Regions from separate parts of the Homo sapiens genome. Here region 2 is linked to region 1. A link is a loop called in an ENCODE intact Hi-C map of the cell type or tissue named here. Cell type or tissue: HepG2. All regions are shown on one strand. Region 1 overlaps THADA (THADA armadillo repeat containing). Region 2 overlaps THADA (THADA armadillo repeat containing).

The links. Hi-C counts contacts between places; a loop is a spot of excess contacts. Peaks named below come from ENCODE experiments on the same cell type or tissue, not always from the same donor. Only the 100,000 strongest peaks of a DNase experiment are listed, where the experiment ranks them.
Region 2: it touches region 1 in a loop (2.2-fold over the local background); 1 of 110 quality-filtered maps calls a loop at or near these places.

The regions. Positions count from the first base shown.
Region 1 is chr2:43,373,706-43,378,705 of GRCh38, forward strand. All of the region lies in intron 29 of THADA (THADA armadillo repeat containing), which reads right to left. Among named protein-coding and RNA genes, the nearest start is that of LINC01126, 150 kb to the left of the region's middle. In HepG2, no CTCF peak of the experiment used is centred here; DNase peaks (open chromatin) are centred at 2,306 and 2,906; H3K4me3 peaks cover 979 bases.
Region 2 is chr2:43,448,375-43,453,374 of GRCh38, forward strand. The region is part of intron 26 of THADA (THADA armadillo repeat containing); the gene reads right to left. Among named protein-coding and RNA genes, the nearest start is that of THADA, 150 kb to the right of the region's middle. In HepG2, no CTCF peak of the experiment used is centred here; a DNase peak (open chromatin) is centred at 3,077.

The DNA.
Region 1 (5,000 bases):
GGCCTCATGTGATCTGTCCACCTCGGCCTCCCAAAGTGCTAGGATTACAGGCATGAGCCAATGAGCCTGCCCAAGTCTAATAAGTATTTAAACTCTCTATTGGAATACACCAGGAAAACTCATTTCTAATATTACCAACAGATGTTCTTTGTATTGATCACAACATCTTTCTAGTTCCCTTATTAATTAATGAGTTAAATAAAATCTTACATGCATGTTCATTTTATATTTGCCTGAGAGTGATTTTACCTTTATGAAATTATACTTTAACAATGTCAGTTTTCCCCAAATTGCTTGACAGATGCAACACAATCTCAATCAAAAAACATTTCATTGATCCTTACTATTTATTGTTGCACATCAATTTTGGAATTTTGGAATTACACTATCAAGTGAAAGTTTAAAAAGTTAAAATTTTTATTGGACATGCATTAAGCCTATGTTTGGAGAAAACTGACATCTTTATAATATTCAGCCCAATCAAAAACATGTAATATTCTTGGGGAAAGCCCAAGAGAATCAACGGAAAACATATTAGTGCACAAAAGATCTTTACAAATAATACAGCAAATGAGAGTTAGGTGACACGGTACAGTATGGTACTGAAGTTAGGAATACAGGTTCTGAACTCTGGATCTGCCACTTTCTAGCTATATGAGCCTCAGTTTCTTCACTGTAAAATAGTATTCACTTTCTAGAACCGTTATGAGGATTCAATCAGCAAATATATGTAAGTGCATCTAAGTGTTTGACCCAGAGTTAGTGCAATAGAAGTGAGGACTAATAGTATTATTACAAAGCAAATATACAGAAGTCAATCATTTTCAAAAGTAAAATAGCACTATCAAAAGATATAACCAATAAAAGTACCCACTGATAACAGCAATAAGAAATATTTTTAAAATGCATTCTATACGAAGGAACCTTTAAAATGTAATGCTGTTGATGACATATAAGGATACAAACAAATGGAATGGCATAAACCACTAAATAACACATAATTAAATATGTTATATATAGTTAATAAGTTAACATATTAGTTTAGTGTGATCCTAATTTTAAAAATGACAATAAAAGGTAGGCGACTATACAAATTGATTTAAAGTTCATAAAATATTGAAAAAATAATACTGAAGGGGAATTAGTCTACACCAAATTGTAAAACACATATTGTAAAGCTACTATGAGCAACTGGTGTATGAATAAACAAATTGTTCAAAGGAAAAGACCAAAAATCTGGAAAATAAGAGCAACTATATACTGAAACTCAGTGTATGACAAAGACAGCTTTCAGTCTGGGGAGGTAAGATTTATTTTCTAATAAATGGTCGTGGACCAAAAAGAAAAAAAAAACCAGAAAAACTATGCAAATGATAGTTACCATTTATTAAGAAACTATATCATGCCAGCCACTATACTGGGAATTTGTACATGTAACATCTCTATTCCTTACAGCATCGTTGCCAATTATGCGTTATTATTTTGCAGATGGGTAAGCTTCAGTTCAGAGTTTAAGTGACTTGCCCTAGCAAGTATCTAGAAAATGGGGAAAGAGAATATCAAGTCCAGGACTGTCTGCCTGGATCCAAAACTTCTTTCTATTATATCATCCTCTAGCCACCACATAATCCAGTTTGTCAATGAAACTATCAATGGAGCAATAAACACTGCAAGATCACAAACTGTATACCAAGTAGGAATGAAGTAAGTATAATATAACACAGTATTTTCTCTCTATTCTTCTTAATTTTAAAATGATAAGTATACTTGGGGTCCCTGTCTGATTTATACTTCATCATTGTAGCTTCTTAGCTTTTCAATTACTGGATGACATCTAAGATGAATGCACCTTACACAAAATTCTTTCCAAAAGAGTAGCGTTAAAGTGAAGCTAGCATGCACTTCAAAATAATTTTACACAGAGGAAAATTTTGTAAATGTTTTCTTTTTCTAAATACAAGGTCACAATTTTAGGAAACTGAAAAATCTGTAGGCCAAAAGAATATAACGCTGGTTATTCTGACTTTCCTCTGCTGGGCAGTAAACCTCCTGAACTTCTATTTTTGAAAACTGAGGTATCCCTTTAATCTTGTTACAGAACTGCTGACAGTGTTAAGACAGCAAAGGAAAATCAGCCCAGGGCCTGCACTATGAAGGTCTCCAAGAAAAGGAATAAAACAAAGCACAAACATGCAAAAGCATTTTGCAAGAGAATTTCGTGAAATCAGTGTCAGTGTTCACAACCCAACACAAGAAACACCACCCACCTGCAAGCTGTTTCAGACTAAAAGGGGCCCCTGAAGCCAGATAAACATTGTGAAACCCTCAGAGCCAATATTTACAGCATGGTTAAAGTTGTACCTGTAGAAAACAGAACATCCCTCCTCTCTGGCCTCTCCAAGGATTCTACACATAACCAGTAATGCTCTCTTCTATTTTATTAGGTGTATATAAAGATACAGTTCAGAATGTACATGGCTTCCCCTGTCTTACTACATTCAGACAGTCAAGACACAAGGACACTCTGCTGTATGCACTCCTGAAGTAATACCCTCTTTATGATTATTTGTTTTCTACAAACACCTAAGACAATTGAGCCAACATTTTTAAAACAGAGAACCATCTGCTCTTCAAAAAATGGTCTCCATTTGGCTTAAGTCATTTTCAAAACTTTCTTTAATTCTATAGCTGAAAATACACAGAAGCAATGTCCCTTTCCCAAACTACATGTGATGTTAGAGATTTACTAGGATGCCCTCAGACAACGATAAAGATCTGTATTCTAAACATTCCGTCTCAGTTACTGAAGGCCACATGTTAAATGAATGAAGCCTATTTCTGTCTCACTTAGAAGCAAAACACTTAACACCTGCTTGGAATCAACAGCAAAGACTCTTACTAGGTTTCTGAGCCCCAAATACCACACTCGAATTAAGTCAAATGTCAGTAATGACTGACATTCAGAAGGGCTTCGCAGAGGCTCTGGCAACCTAGATACATTACAACACACTTATCTCTACCCATCACTACTCTGAGGCAAACAAAATCTGTTTCTTTATGTGAGATGACTAGAAAGTAGGGTGGCCTAGAATGAGTTTGTCCAGGGAATTAAGATTCATGGGGTCTGGCTCCTAAATGACTGTGTGACTTCATATGCAGCCAACATTTCAAGAGCCCCTACTATGTGCTGGAGCCAGTGTCAGACACTGGGAGTTTTAAGTGGTGAGTAAGGCACGGTCCTCAGCCTCAAAAAATTCAGGTCACCTCCTCAGGTCTGTTTTCCCATTCATGGAGTACACGGCTCACAGGCCACCCACAGGTTTAAAATTCTATGACTCAACACGACCTATTCTTGGGCAGAACATAGCCCCGGGAGTGGCACAATATCGTGGAAAGAGAAGGCGGCTGTGGGGAGTTGGGATAAACAATAGCATCTCCTCTGAGCTACCTGTGGAGGAGTCTGCAAATGCCTTTGGCAAAATTATAAATTGTTTAGAATTGTTTAGAGTTTAGATAACGGTCCTTTCCTACTTGAATAATTAATATGCTCTTATATGTGCCATTACCACAGGCCTGGAAGGGGGATCAACCTGATAACTAATTCACAACAAGGGATTTGAAAATTCAGTCAATGCTTGACTGAGGTGACATATGATGTTTCCCCCTCCTCTTTAGACATAGATTTTTTTTTTAAGGAAAAAATGTGTTAAATATACCAAGCTCAATGGCAAGAAAGGGAATCTCCAAATGCCAGATATAAAGAAGGAACTTAGAGCCAGGGTGATAGATGAGGTGCAGTGACCCACAGGGGAATTAGATGCTGAGCTGAGAGCACTGTGCAAAGCTTACAGCGATGAAAAACTGTTCTACTCACTAGAAAGCTCCATCATCTGATCGGGGATATGGCAAAGAATCTAGTTACCTTGCGGCCAGAGGTGAAAAATTTGTTCCTTATGAGCAATCAAAATTTCAGGTTTGAGAGAGGCTTATGCAGTATAGGAACAAGAAATTTACATAATGCTGGGTCTTGACCTATGAAATCTATAGAAAGGGCCCTAAAAGGTTAAACACAAAACTACCAGAGACAACTGCCTCTACCATCCAGTGCACAGGGGACTGCCAGGAAAAACTGTTCCTGAAGATGAGCTAAAAAAGAATTACAACCCTTGGGAAAGGCACCAGACACCGCAAAAGGCAGAATTCACATTCCAGGAACTACAGAAAACCAGTAACTTGAAAAAGACTAAGGTAAACAGATACCTTGTAGAATGTCCCTCAATTTGGGTTTGTATAGTATTTTCACATGATTAGACTGAGGTCATAGATTTTGGAGAAAATATTGCAGAGGTGATGTTGGGCATTTAAGAAAAAATTAATAGAAAACAATCAAAGAGATAATGAAAAGACTAAAAGACAGAAGTAAACATAATTACCATGAGAAAATAAGAGGCAGATCTCAGGGTGGGATGGGGAAGAGACACCTTCATTGAAGTAGAAAATTCCATGACAGAATGAAGTACTTATTTCACCTGTGTCACTAGACATAAGCAACTGAAAATGGAATCAGTGAACTAGAAAATACATCTGAGGAAATAATCAAGAATCAAGCCCAGAGATAAAAATTGGACAGAACTGTGAAATGGCAATATTCAAAGAAACGGAGATAAAGAATATTCTGGAATTTAATAAAGATATTAGTTCATATTAAAGGACTTCACCAAGTCTTGAGTATAGTTAATATAACTAATGATCACCTAGGAACATCATAATAAAACTGTAAGCCATCAATAACAGAAAAATCTTAAATGCCACAAAAACTAGATAATCTACAAAGGAATGACAATCAAACTGATGATAGCTGTCTTATTATAATAACAGATGTCATAGACAATATAATAGTATCTTCTTTTTTCTTTTTGAGATGGAGTCTTGCTTTGTTGCCCAGGCTGGAGTGCAGTGGCATGATCTGGGCTCACTGCAACCTCCACTTCCAGGGTTCA
Region 2 (5,000 bases), 75 kb after region 1:
AGGATCCCGTCCTCCAAAAATCTGGGGATCTGTGCTTTGATCAATGGTTGCTGTTCTGATCTTGGAGATACAAACACATAGGCAGGCAGCCATTGTTGCAACCCTCTTAGCACAGTTACAAACCCCTCCCCTCAGGCTGAAGCAACTTGCAAGGAATTTAAAGGGCAATTCACTTTTCTTCCTTTCTTTTTTTTTTTTTTTTTTTGCTTTTATTTTCTTCTTCATTTTTCTCTTTTCCCACTTTCAGAAGACAGATATTTAAAGTCTAGGACATTCAAAAGTAACCACATATCAGGGGAATGTAGAAGGTTACCACACACACCCAATGAAAGGTGCAGGCTCAAAAAAGACCTGAGAAAAACTTAAGCTTACACATCAGGCAGACCCCCTGACACAGACAAAGCCTACCACAATCAAACAACAAAAGTAAAATCAGAAATCAGCAAACCCTGAGAAAGAGGGAGAACCTGATTTCCAGAGTTACTACACTATTAGATTCAAGCATCCTGTTTCCAACAACAACAACAAAACAAACAAACAAAACCCTGCTAGGCATACAAAGAAACAGGGAAAGATAGCCAATTCAAAGGGGGGGCGGGGAACCCAACAGGAACTGGCCCTGAGAAAGACTTGATGGTAGAGACAAAGGCTTTAAAACAAGTATCTTGAAGCTGTTCAAAAAACTAAAAGAAGACATGGAGAAAGTCAAGAAAATGATACATGAACAAAATGAAAATATTAATAAATAGATAGAAACCTAAAAAGAAACATAAAAATACCTACCACTAAAATGTACAAGAACTGAAGTAAAAAATTCATTAGAGGGATTCGAAGGCATATCTGAGTAGGTAAAGGAAATAATCAATGAACCTGAAGATAAGACAAGGGAAATTATTGAGTCTGAGGAACAAAAAAAAGATTAAAGAAATGTGAATAAGTCCAAGGGACCTGTGGAACACCATCAGGTGAACAAACATTATGGGAGTTCTAGAAGGAGAAGAGAGAGAGAGAAAGAGGTAAAGAGATTATCTAAAGAAATAATGACCAAAACTTCCCAAGTTTGATGAAAGACAGGAATATAAACATCCAAGAAGCTCAATAAACTCCAGATAGGATAAACTAAAAAAGACCCACACACATTAAAATCAAACTGTCAAAAGACAAAGACAAAGAGATAAGCTTGAAAGCAGAAAGAGAAGCCCGGGCAACATGGTGAGACCCCATCTCTACAAAGAATTTTTAAAATTAGCCAGTCATGGTGGTGTGCTCCTGTGTTCCCAGCTACTTGGGAAGCTGAGGTGGGAGAATCACTTGAACCCAGGAGGTCAAAGCTGCAGTGGGCTGTGATTGCACCACTGCACTCCAAGCTGGGTGACAGGGCAAGACCCCGTCTTAAAAAAGAAAAAGTGACTTGTTACATGCAAACGGTCCTGAATAAGATTATCAGCCAATTTCTTATAAACTTTGGAGGCTAGAAGGCAGTGGGCTGATATATTCAAAGTGCTGAAAGAAACAAACAAAAAAACCTGTTAACCAAGAATCCAATACCTGGCAAACGGTCCTTCAACTGTGAGGGAGAAAATAAGACATTCCCAGATAAATAAAAACTAAGTGAGTTCAGTACCACTAGACTTGCCCTGCAAGAAATATAAAAAGAGTCCTGAAAGCTGAAATAAAAGGACACTGGACAGGAACTTGAAGTCACATGAAAAATAAAGATCTCAGTAAAGGGAAATACATGGGGAGTTACAAAAGCTAGGATCATTGTAACTCTGGTTTATAACTCCACTTTTTGTAATCTACAAAAATTTAAGAGACTAGCATATTTTTAAAAACTATTATTAGATTAAAAACCAGTATTATTATAACTTCATACTTTGTTTTCTACATAAATTAAGAGATTTATGCACAAAAATAAAACAACTACTAATGTTTTGGACACAACTGTATAAAGATATAAATCTGTGACATCGGTAACTGAAAGGGGGTAGAGACGAAGCCATATAGGAGCAGAGTTTTTGTATACTACTGAAGTTAAGGTGGTATAAATTCAAATTAGAATGTTACAACCTTAGAATATTAAATTGAAACCCATGGCAGCCACAAAGAAAATAGTTATAGAATATACACAAACACACAAAGGAAATGATGAGGAAATTAAAACATTTCACAGCAAAAAATAAACTAAACATTAAAAAAAAGCTATAAGGCATATAGAAAACAAATAGCCAAATTACACAAGTAAGTCTCTCATTAGTAACTACTTTAAATGTAAAGGATTAAACTCACCAACCACAAGACAAGAGATTGGCAGAATGGATAAAAAAAAACATGATCCAACTATATGCTGTTTACAAGAGACTTGCTTTAGCTCTAGGGACACAAATAGATTAAAAGTAAAATCATGGGAAAATATATTCCATATAAATAGTAACGGAAGACAGCAGGGGTGGCTATAAATAAGCCAGTCACAAAAGACAAACACTGTATGATTTCCTTTCTATGAGGTAGCTAGAACAGTCAAATTCATAGAGACAGAAAGTAGAATGGTGGTTACTGGGGCACTGGAGGAAAAGGGGAATGAAGAGTTATTAAGGAGTATAGAGTTTCAGTTTTGCAAAATAAAAGGAATTCTGAACATAAATGGTGGTAATGGTTACACAAGAATATAAATATAGTTAATATCATTGAACCATATACTTAAAAATGGTTAAGATGGTAAATTTTATGTTATGTGTATTTTACCACAATAAAAAATATGCTATTAAATTAAAACAAAGAAACCAGAGCTGTTCTGGTTGAAGCAGGATTGAGGCAAGTGATCAACAGTTTGGCCTCTCTCTTATCCTTAGGCAAGCACAGATCCTGAACTGCCACCACGAGCTCCAGAGGCAAAGTTTAGAGCTTGATGGCTTTAGAAACTCTAAAGTGAAACTCTGAACAGCTATCCACACTCCTTATTTCCTCATTTCCTATTATCCCTATCTTTCCAACCTACAGAAGCACATTCCATCCCCCACTGTCCATTATTCCCTACAATACCAATTTTACTTTTTCATAACATTAACAGTTACTGTTGTTTTACTGAAACATGTTTAAAGTCCATCTCCTCTCACTAGGATGTTAGCTCCCTGAGACTAAAGACTATCTAATTTCTGCTCTGATCCCAGCACCCAGAATGGTGTCTAGTACATAGGAGGCATTAGTAAATATTTGCTATCTTCTTGCTATTTTTTTTAGAACTTCCCACAAATCCTGCCCCTTCTTTTTCAGCCATAGGGGTTCCATGTTAATCAACCTGACTCTAAAGATATATACAAGATTACAGAAACTCTTCTTTGTTAATTCTAAAGAGCATCACATAACCTTAGTCAGGAATGTGTACTAAACATGCCAACAGTTCAAACAGTACTACATTTGTCTCATCTACTATACTATCAAGAAATCACAGGCTGGGCTCAGTGGCTCACGCCTGTAATCCCAGCACTTCGGGAGGCTGAGGCAGGTCAATCACCTGAGGTCAGGGGTTCAAGACCCGCCTGGCCAACGTGGTGAAACCCTGTCTCTACTAAAAATACAAAAATTAGCCGGGCGTGATGGCGCATACCTGTAGTCCCAGCTACTCGGGAGGCTGAGGCAGGAGAACCACTTGAACCCAGGAGGTAGAGGTTGCAGTGAGCTGAGATAGCACCACTGCACTCCAGCCTTGGTGACAGAGCGAGACTCCATCTCAGAAAGAAAGAAAGAAAAAAGAAATTGCCCAACAATTCCTCTTTCATTCATTAAAAGTGAATAGACTAATTTAGCATAAGGTCCAATATTCTCAAATAATTTTTTTTTGTTTCTATCATTTTGTTCAGCTAACACTTTTAACTAAGATTAATATTAATATGCCAACTCATATTGTTCAAGTGAGGGGGTGGTGCCAATAGTCCCATATTTCAAGGAACATAATAAAACTAGAAGTATTTTCAAATGACTGTACTCATTTCCTTTTACAGATGAGAAAACTGATACCCAAGGAAATGAAGTGAGTCTCCCAACATCAAAATACAGCTTGGAGGTAAATACAGAACTAGAATCCAATTATCTTATTTCCCAATCTAGTCATTAGACATTCCAAGGTTTCTATTTTACAAGTAATCTAACTACTGCTGTGCCAGGCATCTTCTTAACAAGCAGAGGACACACTGTGACCCAGACAGGCCAGTTTCCAAAGAAGTTCATGTGTCCCCATGGTTTGGTTGTATGGCAGTCTCTCCACTGCTGTCAATCAGCCTGGTCAGGTTAGATTAAGGTTCCTCACCTGAGCTTCTACTCCGACACACTGAGTCAGGCCCACCCACTGAATTTATGGGAGTAGATGAACAGGCAAACTGCCAGCTAAACTGATCTTTTAAAATCTAATCATCTGCTGTTACAAAGCATTTTTGGAGATCACTGGACCACAGATAATTCCATTGGGTCCAATAAGTCTCCTGTCTCTCCTGTATTCAAATTAAGAGACTCTTCCTAATATACTAGAATATCCCTTACTACCCTCCACCCACCCCCAAAAAAACATCTAACTCCCGTGCAAATCAAACCAGAAAAGAGTGTGTGTATTTGTTCTTATTCAGGCTAAATGCTTCACTTTTCCCCAGTGAACCGATGCTTTTTGTAAGTCTGTGAACACTCAGGCTGAGACTTATTTACAAGAAAAATAAACAAACAAACAAAAAACCCAAGTAGTCACCAGGCAAATGTTACACTCCCAATTAAGACACAATGCTGTCTATAGGTATGATGTGATGTCTGGTATACACATATTTTCCCAAATTCACAATTAGAAGAAATAAGACTCAGGATACAAGGTGTGATTTTCCTCAGCTGCAGAAGTATGGAAAAGAGTCCCTTAAGAAGTGGACATCCATCTCAGACTGCAGGAATTAGTCTTCCTTCTGAAGAACTGCCTGGAAGTACTCAAATAATAGGATAATTTTCAACAGATTGGCTGGATT